2 separate regions of the Homo sapiens genome follow, and region 2 is linked to region 1. Evidence: chromatin contacts called from ENCODE Hi-C or POLR2A ChIA-PET data. All regions are on one chromosome and are shown on one strand. The core of a region is the stretch at or near the end of the contact, and the rest is flanking DNA. Distances in the headings are between cores, read along the strand shown.

Region 1 (6,662 bases), core at 1,843-4,342:
TAAAAGACAATTGTCTAGAATTACTGAGAAAAATGTTGGCCACACGTGGTGGCTCATGCCTGTAATCCCAGCACTTTGGGAGGCTGAGGCAGGCAGATCACGAGGTCAGGAGTTCGAGACCAGGTGAAATTGATCTCTACTAAAAAAATAAAAATTAGCTGAGCATGGTGGCGGGTGCCTGTAATCCCAGCTACCTGGGAAGCTGAGGCAGGGGAATCGCTTGAACCCAGGAGGTGGAGGTTGCAGTGAGCTGACATCGTGCCACTGCACTCCAGCCTGGGCGACAGAGTGAGATTCGGTCTCTTTAAAAAAAAAAAAGTTGTTACAACGGACGGGGGTGCTACTTGCATCTCGTGGGTAGAGGCCAGGGATACTGCTCAACGTCTTAGAATGCACAAAACAGACCCAATCCCGACAAAGATTCGTCTGGTCGAAATGTCAGTAGTGCCAACGATGGGAAACCCTCATCTAGATCCTACAAGTTTCCAAAACCGAGTTACCACAGAAACAAACATGATTTATTTGTCAGAGGGAAGAAGATCAAGTGTCCCTGGAACACTCGTGTGTTTGGAAATGACAACCTCAGCACGTTGTCCAAGGCCACAAAGAAAAAGCATTCGAGAGCCGTTTACTAACCTCTGAAACCAATAGCTCCTCCCGTGATGCAGCCACTGATGACACTGTTCTTCCAGTCTGATGTTCCCCGGTACTGTGGGCAGGGAAGTACACGTTAGAGCCAAAGAAACAAGCCAAGGCAGACCATTAAGGAGGAATACACAGGGTTGCTCGTTAGCTCATTCAGTCCCTACCCAAAGGAAACCTAATCTTTCTTGAAAATATAGTTCCTAAGTATACAGCGTGTATATATATATATATATATATATATATATATATATAGTATGCGTTCATAGATGCTTCCTGCAGGTGGCACCAGAGTGCTGAAACCAAGCCCAGCATTTGGAATGTAATCAAAATTTCTTCAAGGGGCTCTCCAATAAGTCTCGTTTAAAATCATTAGCTAACTTCTAGCCTACAAAAAGTAAAAAATAATGCAAGCCCATACTGTAAACACACACAAAGTCTGCCACAGGGACTATTTTATGGAAGTTCAACCTAGAATGTATCTGATGCTTCTGATTTGCTTTCTAGTAACAACTTTCAAATGACTTTTAAAGAGCAATTTCTCTTTAAAAGTAATGAAATGGTGGCCCCAGCAAGGATTTCTTAGAAGGCAGAGACACTTACAGATTCTATCAAACACTCAGTACAAGAAAACATGGCTCCCACAATGGCGAAATTTTTGGCATAGGACATTCCTCTCTGCCCCATGTCTTTCAGCACTTCTTTTGCAGTCGGTGTACGGTAAGGATCCTTAGGGTCAAAGCCCACGTTGGTATCGATGCCAGCGGTAAACACCCCAAATGCACCTCCTAAGACAAATCCTAGAAGCAAACACAGAGATGAAGGTGTCTTTGGCATGTTTTCTGCATTACTCTATTGGGATCATCCTGGAAGGGACCATGCTTTTGGATGACCACCGGTGCAGAGGACACCCCCCTCTTGCCACTCAAACTCTCCACTTGCCTGGAGACTTGCAATCCAGGGTCTATGTTACTGACATCATCTTCTCCGTCTCTAAGATTTCTTCCTCCTGTCATTCCCTAACATTTCTCAAGATTCCATCTTTAACCCTCTATTCTCTCTACATTCTCTCATATGTAAACCAGCCACCCTCAACTTCAGCTATCAACTTTGCAAATCACTCTCTTGGCCACTGTGACATTCACAGTAATGCTTTACTGAGCACATGCCAGTATGCCACAGCCTCATTCATTCTTCACAATAATCCAGTGAGACAGATGCTATTAGCCTCTCCTTTCTATAAACTGAGGCTCAGAGAGGTTAAGCAACTTCTCCCAAGGCCACACAGCTACCTAATGGCAAATCCCACACTGCTGCCACATCTGTCCTTCCTGAGCCGGCTGGACATGTCCAGATGGATGCCCTCTCATGACCTCATGGTCAATATGAGTTTAATAAAATCATGGGCACCTCCCCTTCAACTTAAGGGAAAAACAGAAGGACAAGTGCAGACTTCGTCTCTCCTTGCTCGGGGCTGTCTAGTCACAATGGTCTTTCAGTTTTTCAAACCTCAAACAACTGCTGCCCTAGAGTCGTCTGCATGTGCATTTCCATATGTCTGCATCCTTCCTCTGCAGTGTTCCTGCTCAACATTCTTCTCCACATAGTATAATACAGGCCCCATGAAGACCAGGCTCTTGTCTCTTTCACCTGGCACGTGATATTGCTTAGGAACAATTTGTTGAAAGAATTATTTAAGAGAATGAATTTAAGGGAATGAACGGATGAATGAAGTCACCCACGTAATAACTTTTTGTTGTTGTTTTTGAGACGGAGTCTCGCTCTGTCGCCCAGGCTGGAGAGCAGTGGCACATCTCGGCTCACTGCAAGCTCCGCCTCCTGGGTTCAAGCGATTCTCCTGCCTCAACCTCCCGAATAGCTGGGACTACAGGCGCCCACCACCACGTCCAGCTAATTTTTTGTATTTTTAGTAGAGACGGGGTTTCACCGTGTTAGCCAGGATGTCATGTAATAACTTTCAGGCCCCAACCACAGCACCGATTCTCTAACCCAATTTTCATCAGGAAAGCCGGCCTGAGGGGGCAGGAGAGGTGACGCCCGATTCACGAACGAGGCGAGGGTGTGGTCAAGGTCAAGGCCCGCAGTCCCTCGCCTCCCAGGCGCGTGGTCTTCTCGGCAGAGATCCCCACTGCCGTCCAGGCCCTCAGCCTCCCAAGGGTCCCATCGCCCGGCCTCACCTCCCACGCAGGCCAGCGCAGCCTTGAAAGCGCAGCTTTCCATCGCCTTCTCGATCATCTTCTGCTCCTCACTCTTGGCTGGACTTGGGATCCCGCCCAGGCTCCCAGGCTCCAGGAGCCGGGGCTGACGCTTGTCACCCACCAGGTACTGCAGGAGCAGGCTGTACTGCAGCGGAGCTTCGGCGGAACCCGCTGTCTCAGGGGCCGAGCCTCCGGCATTGGGGGCGGCCGCCGCCATGACAGTCGCTGCCCAAGCAACCCTCGCGTCCTTCTCCCCGCAGCAGATTCGACAAGCGTCACGTTGCGGGCCCTGAGACTAGCCACTGTGATGCAACGGCAGATTCGCCGCAGGAGGAAGCCGCGGCCGCAACGCTCCTGGTGCGCACACCAGCGAGACCGCTATCATGTTTCCAAAAAGAAAGCCTCTTGTGAAAATGGAATTGGGCTTGGACAGCTTTCCCCATGTCACAGACAAACGAGATTCAGATTCACCAGAAAGCGCCCTCACGGTCGGGGCTGCAGCGCGGTGAGTACCGGGATTTGTAGTTCTAATCCGACACCCAACTACATTTCCCAGGAAGCGTTGCGCGTGCTCTCGCGCCTCGGCCCCGCGCGGGGCTCTTACGAGCTCCTGAGGGGAGCGAGGAGTGGCCGCGCGCTCCGGGGCTGCCGTGCTCCGGATCGCCGGGAGGGGACGCGCGAGCATTGTCGCTGCCCTTTCCACCTCGTGCTGTCATCGGGCGGTGAGGCGTTAAATCCCGTGGTCCCGGAAGGTGCGGTGAGAGGTGGATGCTTTGTAGATAAGCGTGAACTTGTGCTGTAAATGCACGGACCGGGCGCGGGGGCTCACGCCTGTCATCCAGCACTGTGGGAGGCCGAGGCCGGTGGATCACGAGGTCAGGAGTTCGAGACCAGTCTGACAAACATGGTGAAACCCCATCTCTACTAAAAATTAAAAAAATAAAAAATAAAAAAATTAGCTGGGCATGGTGGTGCACGCCTGTATTCTCAGCTACTTAGGAGGCTGAAGCAGGAAACCCCGTCTCTACTAAAAATATAAAAATTAGCCAGGTGGCGGCAGGCGCCTGTAATCTCAGTTACTCGGGAGGCTGAGACAGGAGAATCTCTTAAACCCGGGAGGTGGAGGTTGCAGTGAGCCAAGATCGCACCATCGCACTCCAGCCTGGGCGACAAGAGCAAGACTCCGTCTCAAAAAAAAAAAAAAAAAAAAAAAAATCCTAACTGACAGCATTTGCTGACTTGTGTGGTGTTAATATCCCCATCATGGCTGATTTCAAACTACCAAGCGAGGTCATCAGTCAGAATTGGGAAGACGTACAGCAGCATGTGGTTACATGGTGTTTCTATCACACAGATACAATCTATGGAAATAACCTCAACAGCATAGATAGGAGTACAGTGTAGTAAAATTTTTAGGAGGGGATGAGTTTTGAGCACATATTACCTATTTTTAGTGTAATTTATTATAAATGTATAGAATGTAATTTTTAATAATAACTGTGCTTAACAACCAGCTCAAAAACTCCTGATAATTTGTTGCCTTACTTTTTAAAATTACTCTTTTGAGACAGAGTCTTGCTCTGTCACCCAGGTTGGAGTGCAGTGGTGCAATCTCCGCTCACTGCAACCTGCACCTCCCGGGTTTGAGCGATTCTCCTGCCTCAGCCTCCCGACTAGCTGGGATTACAGGCACATGCCACCATGCCCGGCTAATTTTTGTATTTTTAGTAGAGACAAGGTTTCACCATGTTGGCCAGGCTGGTCTCAAACTCCTGACCTCAGGTGACCCACCCACCTCGGCCTCCCAAAGTGCTTGGATTCCAGGCGTGAGTCACTGCGCCCGGCCAGTTAGGGCCTTTTTGTTATTGTTGTTAAACATTTACCATTATACCACTGCACTGCAAGCATATTTTGGGAACCAAGAACACTTCCTCCTCTTTGAGGAAACCAGAATTGGGGCCTGGAGGCAGAGAAATTGGGAATGGATTTCTGGTCATATCCAGGAAAATCCTAGGGGATGTTGGAGAGAGGTTTTCAGTCCCAAGAATGCTAACACTTTGGCATCATTTTGTACTCCTCGTATGAACAAAACGTGGCCTGGGAACACCTCTGGGCATTTAAGCACACTTTTTGCTAATGGCCTGAAGGCAGTGCCGTAGCAAGCATCTGCCTACTTGGGCCAGGGACTCTCAGAAGATGTTGATCGGAAAAGATTCCTCTGCTGGGCATGGTGGCTCACACCTGTAATCCCAGCACTTTGGGAGGCTGAGGCAGGAAAATTGCTTGAGTCTGGGAAGTTGAGACTGCAGTGAGTCATGATCGTGCCACTGCACTCCAGCATGGACGAGGGAACGAGACCCTGTCTCAAAAAAAAGAAAAAAAAAAGATTAAGTAAACAGTGGTCATTTTATTCAGAGGGCTGAAAAACAATTTCCATCAAGGGCTGCGAAAGGGCTGGGGTGTTCCATAGCCCAGGAGCCTCACAGGTATGTCTGAGTTGTAAGAGGAAGTGAAGTGTCCTTCTTTTAAGGGTCTTGGCTGGGCGCGGTGGCTCACACCTGTAATCTCAGCACTTTGGGAGGCTGAAGCAAGGTCAAGAGATCGAGACCATCCTGGCCAACATGATGAAACCCTGTCTCTGCTAAAAATACAAAAATTAGCTAGGCATAGTGGCTGCACCCCTGTAGTCCCAGCTACTCAGGAGGCTGAGGCAGCAGAATCGCTTGAACCCACGAGGCGGAGCTTGCAGTGAGCCGAGATGGTGCCACTGTACTCCGGCCTGGAGACAGACGGAGACTCCGTGTCAAAAAAAAGAAAAAAAAGGTGGGGGTTGGGTCTTTGGGGTCCCAGAGAAGAAATGGGTGGGACCTAAGGAGCCATACTGGAAACCATACTTTTGGGACATGTTGCCCGAGATGAGGATGGAATACCCCACCCGGCAGAAATGGAGACCAGACAGCTGCACAGTCTTATGTGAGGGTGGATTATGTGAGGTGGATTATGTGAGGGTGGATTATGTGAGGGGTGGATTATGTGAGGGTGGATTATGTGAGGTGGATTATGTGAGGTGGATTATGTGAATGTGGGTGGATTATGTGAGGGTGGATTATGTGAGGGTGGATTATGTGAGGGTGGATTATGTGAGGGTGGATTATGTGAGGTGGATTATGTGAGGGTGAATTATGTGAGGGTGGATTATGTGAGGTGGATTATGTGAGGGTGGATTATGTGAGGTGGATTATGTGAGGGTGGATTATGTGAGGTGGATTATGTGAGGTGGATTATGTGAGTGTGGATTATGTGAGGGTGGGTGGATTATGCGAGGTGGATTATGTGAGGTGGATTACGTGAGGGTGGATTATGTGAGGGTGGATTATGTGAGGGCGGATTATGTGAGGTGGATTATGTGAGGGTGGGTTATGTGAGGGGTGGATTATGTGAGGTGGATTATGTGAGGTGGATTATGTGAGGGGTGGATTATGTGAGGTGGATTATGTGAGGGTGGATTATGTGAGGTGGATTATGTGAGGGTGGATTATGTGAGGTGGATTATGTGAGGTGGATTATGTGAGGTGGATTATGTGAGTGTGGATTATGTGAGGGTGGATTATGTGAGGGTGGATTATGCGAGGTGGATTATGTGAGGGTGGGTGGATTATGCGAGGTGGATTATGCGAGGTGGATTATGTGAGGTGGATTATGTGAGTGTGGATTATGCGAGGGTGGATTATTTGAGGGTGGATTATGTGAGGCGGATTATGTGAGAGTGGATTATGTGAGGGTGGATTATGTGAGGGTGGA
Region 2 (6,662 bases), core at 3,294-5,793, 140 kb after region 1:
TCCCAGCACTTCGGGAGGCTGAGGCGGGCTGATCATGAGGTCAGGAGATCGAGACCATCCTGGCTCACACGGTGAAACCCCGTCTCTACTAAAAATACAAAAAATTAGCTGGGCGTGGTGGCGGGCACCTGTAGTTCCAGCTACTCAGGAGGCTGAGGTAGGAGAATCACTTGAACCCAGGTGGAGGTTGCAGTGAGCTGAGATCGCGCCACTGCACTCCAGCCCAGGTGACAGAGTGAGACTCTGTCTCAAAAAAACAAAGAAGACAGAACAGTATTCGCAGGATGTGAAACCCATGTATGCAGAGGCTGGTTTTTCCTACACTCAGGCTCTGCTGGGCTGATTGTGGGACTTCAGTATATGCGGATTTTGGAATATGTGGGGGTCCCAGAACCAATCCCCTGAGTATACTGTGGGGCATTTGAAAATAGATTATATTTATCATGATATTTCATTCCTAAACCTTCATTATCTCCTAAAAACAAGGGTGTTCTCTTCCTAGCAATAATACCGTTATCATACCCAAGAAATGTAGCATTGATACGTTTAGAGCATAGGTCTGTTGTCTTGCAGAATTTTCCAGAGTCTGAATTTGTCAAATGGTTCCCTCGTGATTACATCCAGGCCAAACATTTCTGGCAGGAATGCCGCAGAGCTCCTGTTGCATCTCACCAGGAGCCACATCATAGTTCCGTCCTGTTATTGATGATGCTGAGGTTAAACATTTGGTTGAGCTAATGTCTGCCAGATCACTCTACTTTGTAAAGGTAGTTTCTCCTTTGTAACTAACGAGCAGTAAGTGGTGTGATACTTTAGGACCGTAGGAATGTTCTCCTCCCAGTAACTTGTTACCCAGTGGCTTCACATCCACTGATATGTGATGATTCTTTCATGAATCTGTTTTATTTGTTTTAAGAGACAGGGTCTTGCCCCATCACCCAGGCTGGGTTGCAGTGGCAGAATCATAGCTCGCTGTAGCCTCTAACTCCTGGATTCAAGCGATCCTCCCTCCTCAGCCTCCTGAGTAGCTGGGACTACAGGCATGGGCCACCACACCCACCTAAGTTTTATTTTTATGTTTATGTTTTTGAGATGGGGTCTTACTATGTTGCCGAAGCTGATCCCGAATTCCTGGTCTCAAGGGAGCCTCCCACCCTGGCCTCCCAAAGCTCTGGGATTACAGGTGTGAGCCACCGTGCCTGGCCTCCTGAATCTGTTTCTACATTGATTATTGCAGAATCCTGGGCTTTAAATTGTCACTCCTTCTACATTTATTACCTCACATTCCTTTATGAAGAGCCCCTCATTGGCTGAACACGGTGGCTCACGCCTGTAATCCCAGCACTTTGGGAGACTGAGGCTGGTAGATCGCTTGAGCTCAGGAGTTCGAGACCAGCCTGGGAAACGTGGTGAAACCCCGTCTCCATCAAAAATACAAAACATTAGCCAAGTATGGTGGTTCATGCCTGTAATCCCAGCTACTTGGGAGGCTGAGGTGAGAGGATTGCTTGAGCCCAGGAGACAGAGGTTGCAGTGAGCTGAGATCATGCCACTGCACTCCAGCCTGGGCGACAGAGCAAGACTGTCTCAATTTAAAAGAAAAAACAAAAAAAGAGCCCCTCATGTTCTTCCACTCCATTTTTTAGTATCATTTCAGACTCATGGATTAAAAAAAAAAAAATCTATTGCTGTAGCTTATTAAATTCACTATTTTTTACCGTATCCCAAATTTGGTAAGTAGGAGTCTTTTCAAGATGGCTCTTGAGTCTTTTAACATGTTCCCAGCATCGTGTAAGCATTTGCTTGCTTTTCTGGCACTCAGTGAGACGTTCAGGCTCAGCTTGGCCTCTCCCTCCCCTAGTCTTGGAATCAGCTCTTCCTCTGAGAAATCCTCCTTCCCTTTGGTGGAGGGATGGTCCTTAGAAACCAACATCTGGTCATGAAGTGTGTTCCTTGCTGGGCCTCTCACTGCCTCTAGCCACTTTCAATAGAAAGAGCAAAGAATGGTCAGGCGCGGCGGCTCACGCCTGTAATCCCAGCACTGTGGGAGGCCGAGGTGGGCGGATCACCTGAGTTCAGGAGTTCAAGACCAGCCTGGCCAACATGGTGAAACCCCGTCTCTACTAAAAACAGAAAAATTAGCCGAGCATAGTGGCACTTGTTTGTAACCCCAGCTACTCAGGAGGCCGAGCCACACAAATCACTTGAACCCAGGAGGCGGAGGTTGCAGTGAGCCGAGATGGTGCCACTGCATTCCAGCGCAGGCGACAGAGTGAAACTGTGTCTCAAAAAAAAGAAAGAGCTGAGAAATTTAAATGTGTTTTAAAATCTTGAGTTGATACTGATATGTTGCACTCAGAACCAGCTGCCCAGGGCCCTTCCTTACTTCCCCAGTCCGTATCTGTGTTCCTCTCATCCCACTGTGATAACCTTGTTTACAGATTTGCAACATCCGTAATCATGGCCAGCAGTGATCCTAACAAGTCAAGTTCAAACTTTCTTTTCAGTTCTTTTTGTCCTTAGATCACATCCAAGAAAGGAGGAATAGTCAGAGAGCTAGATCCAAAAGTCACTTAAATTATTTGCCTTTTTGTCTAGATAGGTAATAGTTACTATTAGAGTTAGGGTCACATGTTTCTGCTCATATTAAACTTTAGGATTTGCTGTTTGCTCCTACTTTTGACTTGATTTTATTCTTTTAGTAAAAGTAAAATGTTTACGAGGTTCAAAAGTCAAAACTATGCAGGCCGGGCGCGGCGGCTCACGCCTGTCATCCCAGCACTTTGGGAGGCCAAGGTGGGTGGATCACCTGAGGTCAGGAGTTCAAGACCAGCCTGGCCAGGATGGCGAAACCCTGTCTCTATGGAAAATACAAAAATTAGCCGGGCGCGGTGGCTCACGCCTGTCATCCCAGCACTTTGGGAGGCCAAGGTGGGTGGATCACCTGAGGTCAGGAGTTCAAGACCAGCCTGGCCAGGATGGCGAAACCCTGTCTCTATGGAAAATACAAAAATTAGCCGGGCGCGGTGGCTCACGCCTGTCATCCCAGCACTTTGGGAGGCCAAGGTGGGTGGATCACCTGAGGTCAGGAGTTCAAGACCAGCCTGGCCAGGATGGCGAAACCCTGTCTCTATGGAAAATACAAAAATTAGCCGGGCGCGGCGGCACACGCCTGTCATCCCAGCTACTCAGGAGGCTGAGGCAGGAGAATCACTTGAACCCAGGAGGCGGAGGTTGCAGTGAGCTGAGATCAGGTCACTGCCCTCCAACCTAGGCAACAGAGCAAGACTATGTCTTAAATAATAATAATAATAATAATAAATTTTTTAAAGTTAAAAGTATATAACATAATATACAAAGAGAAGGCTCACTTTCACTGCCGGGAGTGAGCGTTTTCCTTAGCTTCTGACTCACCCTTTCCAACTTCCTTACTGCAGAAGTAACCCACACCTCTCTGCCCTGGGCCCTTTGCTTGATGCTTACAAAGGAAGGGTCTGAGATGCTGGTTCTCAGGATCGGCTATGACCAGAGGAGACACATTAGAACAGATTGGAGTTCCTGCTCTTCCCTCTGTTAATTTGCTCGGTTTTGCCTGTTGTTTAGTCACCTATGAAAAGTCAGAGTACCCCGTGGAGGACAGGGAAGGGGTGTCTGGAACGGCCTGAGGGCCAGGCCTTTCAGAGAGAAGGAAGCAGCCTGAGTTTGGTTTGGATGGTCCATTGAATCGCGTTTGATGGGAGTGGAGCTGACTGTGGTGTCCCCAGAGCAGATCTGGGATCCGTGAAACAGGTCGTGACAGAGCAGATCAGTTGTTTCTCTGGCAGGCCCGTCCGTGCAGCTGTTGTTTTGTATTTGAGTAGTTTGCGTTTCCCTTTCCTTTTCATACAAGATTATCTGGTCCTAATCCCCTCCCTCCTGCATAAGGGTTGCTGGGAACCATTTTTTTTTCTTTTGAATAAACGTCTTGGGGAAGTCAACTTTTCACATTTGTTGTTGTTCTTTACTTGACATTAAGGAGCTTTTATAAGCAATTAAAACTAGGAGAAAACCCAAACCAAAAATTTCCCCTAAACTCCCCGTGACCTCAGTCGGAATCGCTCCAGTATTCCTGGTCTTAACTCCTTTGGTGAATTTAGAGAGCGACTCTTTATTCCACTTCCAAACGACCGCTTTGAACTATCGGTCAGCGTGGATAAACACATCTCAGGGAGGGGGCCCATGAAATATGGTTGTGGGCTCAGACTGAGAAGGCCTCATTTTCAAACTAGAGCTGGACGGGAAACTGCATCTGAAAGTATTTCCTGGAATAGCTTGCTCCGTTTCTTGAGTGGCAAGTTTTTTTGGTAAAGATACTCTCCCAGACAGTGGAGGTGCCATGGCCTTCGAACCAGATCCTTCCAATAGTAAATCATGTTGTCAGTTCCTCCTTGGTGGATGGGATCCATTTGTATCATGCCAGAGAGCCTTCAAAGTAGGGTCAAGAAACCCAGAAAATTGGCCCCTGCCTGCTCTTGGCTGGCTATGGGATAGAAAGAGAAGCCTGAGGGCAATCGAGCAAATTAACAGAGTGAGGGAAGAGCAGGAACTCCAATCTGTTCTAACAAGTTTCCTCTGGTCATAGCTGATCCTGAGAACCAGCATCTCAGACCCTTCGTGTGTAAGCCGTAGGGCTGTTTTCTTTTTTTCTTTCTTTCTTTCTTTTTTTTTTTTGAGACGGAGTCTCGCTCTGTCACCCAGGCTGGAGTGCAGTGGCGCGATCTTGTCTCACTGCAACCTCCGCCTCCCAGGTTCACACACAGGCTGCTGTCTCAGCCTCCCCAGCAGCTGGGACTACAGGCGCCCGCCACCATGCCAGGCTAATTTTTTTGTATTTTTAGTAGAGATGGGGTTTCACCGTGTTAGCCAGGATGGTCTCGATCTCCTGACCTCGTGATCTACCAGCCTCAGCCTCCCAAAGTGCTGAGATTACAGGCGTGAGCCACCGCGCCCAGCCTGTAGGGCTGTTTTCTATAGCTCAGCCGTCCAGTATCACCTTTGTGGTTCTTTCATGTCAATACCAGCTATATTACCATTTACTTACATTTTTCTTTAAATATACTCATTTTAAAAATTTAGATTTAGGCTGGACGTGGTGGCTCATGCCTGTAATCCCAGCACTTTGGGAGGCCAAGGCGGGTGGATCCCTGGAACTCAGGAGTTCAAGACCAGCCTGGCCAACATGGCAAAACCTCATCTCTATAGAAAAAATACAAAAATTAGCCGCAACATGGTGAAACGTCGTCTCTACACAAAAATACAAAAGTTAGCCAGGTGTGGTGGTGCATACCTGTGACCCCATTACTCGGGAGGCTGGGGTGGGAGGATCACTTGAGCCTGGGAGGTCGAGGCTGCAGTGAGCCAAGATTGCGCCACTGCACTCCAGCCTGGGGCGACAGAGCGAGACCCCATCTCAAAAAAAAAAAAAAAAGATTTATATCTTTGGTTAAAAAGGAAGATGAGCAGGTGTTAGAGAAACGTTAGTAATTTATTGACATCAAAGCAAGACTCTTCTCTTAAAGTAATTGGAAGGACCGAAAGAAAACTACAAAAGGAATAACCTTCTCACTCTTCTATTCAGTGTTATTTAGTGAGGGATACTCGTGCCACCTAGAGGAGGTCTCTACCAGGTATCGGTGAAGAATTCCACTTAGAGGATGCTTGCCCCCTGCCCTATTTTGATGGCCCTGGTGATATCTGGGATGGTGGTGACCATTGAGAAAGAGAGCTACAGCTTTTATGCTCAGCTTTTTAGAATATTCTTGAAAACTGAAGGTTTCACGGTAGTTTTAGGTATGTCTTAAACAAATCCTTAACTTCAGCTTTAGAATAGTTGGTGTTTAGGCTGGGTGTGGTGTCTCACACCTGTAATCCCAGCACTTTGGGAGCCAAGGCAGGCAGATCATCTGAGGGCAGGAGTTCGAGACCAGCCTGGCCAACATGGCAAAACCCCGTCTCTACTAAAAATACAAAAATGATCTGGGTGTGGTGGTGCGTGCCTGTAGTCCCAGCTACTCGGTAGGCTGAGGCAGGAGAATCCCTTGAGCCCAGGAGGCGGAGGTTCCAGTGAGCTGAGATCACACCATTGCCCTCCAGCCTGGGCGACAGAGCGAGACTCCGTCTCATAAAAAAAAAAGAAAGAAAAAAGAAAAGGTCCAAGACAGACCACGTCCACCATGTGAGGATACAGCAAGAAGGCGCCATCTGTGAGGATCATGCCCTCACCAGACACTGAGTCCACTGGTGCCCTGACTTTCGACTTCCACCCACCACAACTGAGAGAAAGAAACTTTTGTGTTCCTAAGCCACACAGTCTGCACTGTCCTATTGTAGCAGCTTGAATGGATTCAGACAGAAATAAATTGGTACCGAGAAGTGGGGGTGCTGCTGTAACTGATACCTGAAGTGGTGGGAGTAGCTCTGGAACTGGGTGACGTGTAGAAGTCGGAAGAGTTTTGAGGTTCATGATGGAAAAGGCCTACGTTGCCCTGAACAGAATGTGAAAGGCAGTTCCGGGGAGGGCTCAGAAAGAAAAGAGGAGAGCTGTAGAGAAAGCCTCAGCTGTCTTGGAGAAAACCTAGGCAGTGTGAACAGGATACTGGTAGAAATGTGAACAGTAGGCTGGG

What was found. A loop is a pair of places that touch in the nucleus more often than their neighbours do. ChIA-PET counts read pairs that join two places held with the same protein, here RNA polymerase II (POLR2A). Pooled maps may share reads with other maps.
Region 2: a pooled map shows a loop between it and region 1 (2.9-fold over the local background). The contact joins the enhancer-like site here to the promoter of TIMM22 in region 1. A Hi-C loop is called at or near these places in 1 of 168 maps with a recorded cell type or tissue (gastrocnemius medialis) and 2 of 50 pooled maps. POLR2A ChIA-PET finds 5 or more read pairs at or near these places in 5 of 52 experiments (AG04450, GM10248, OCI-LY7 and 2 more).

What each region holds. Positions count from the first base shown.
Region 1 is chr17:993,559-1,000,220 of GRCh38, reverse strand. It overlaps TIMM22 (translocase of inner mitochondrial membrane 22), which reads right to left and starts at 3,092. Exons shown (of 4, transcript NM_013337.4): 1 at 2,841-3,092; 2 at 1,246-1,442; 3 at 637-709. The coding sequence starts at 3,078. RefSeq lists an enhancer at 2,379-3,070.
Region 2 is chr17:856,777-863,438 of GRCh38, reverse strand. The region is part of intron 1 of NXN (nucleoredoxin); the gene reads left to right. Among named protein-coding and RNA genes, the nearest start is that of MRM3, 78 kb to the right of the region's middle. Within about 2 kb of position 4,543, at least 12 of the 41 ENCODE cell types and tissues checked have a DNase peak (open chromatin) inside an H3K27ac peak, as active enhancers do; they include gastrocnemius medialis, where a contact is called at or near this core.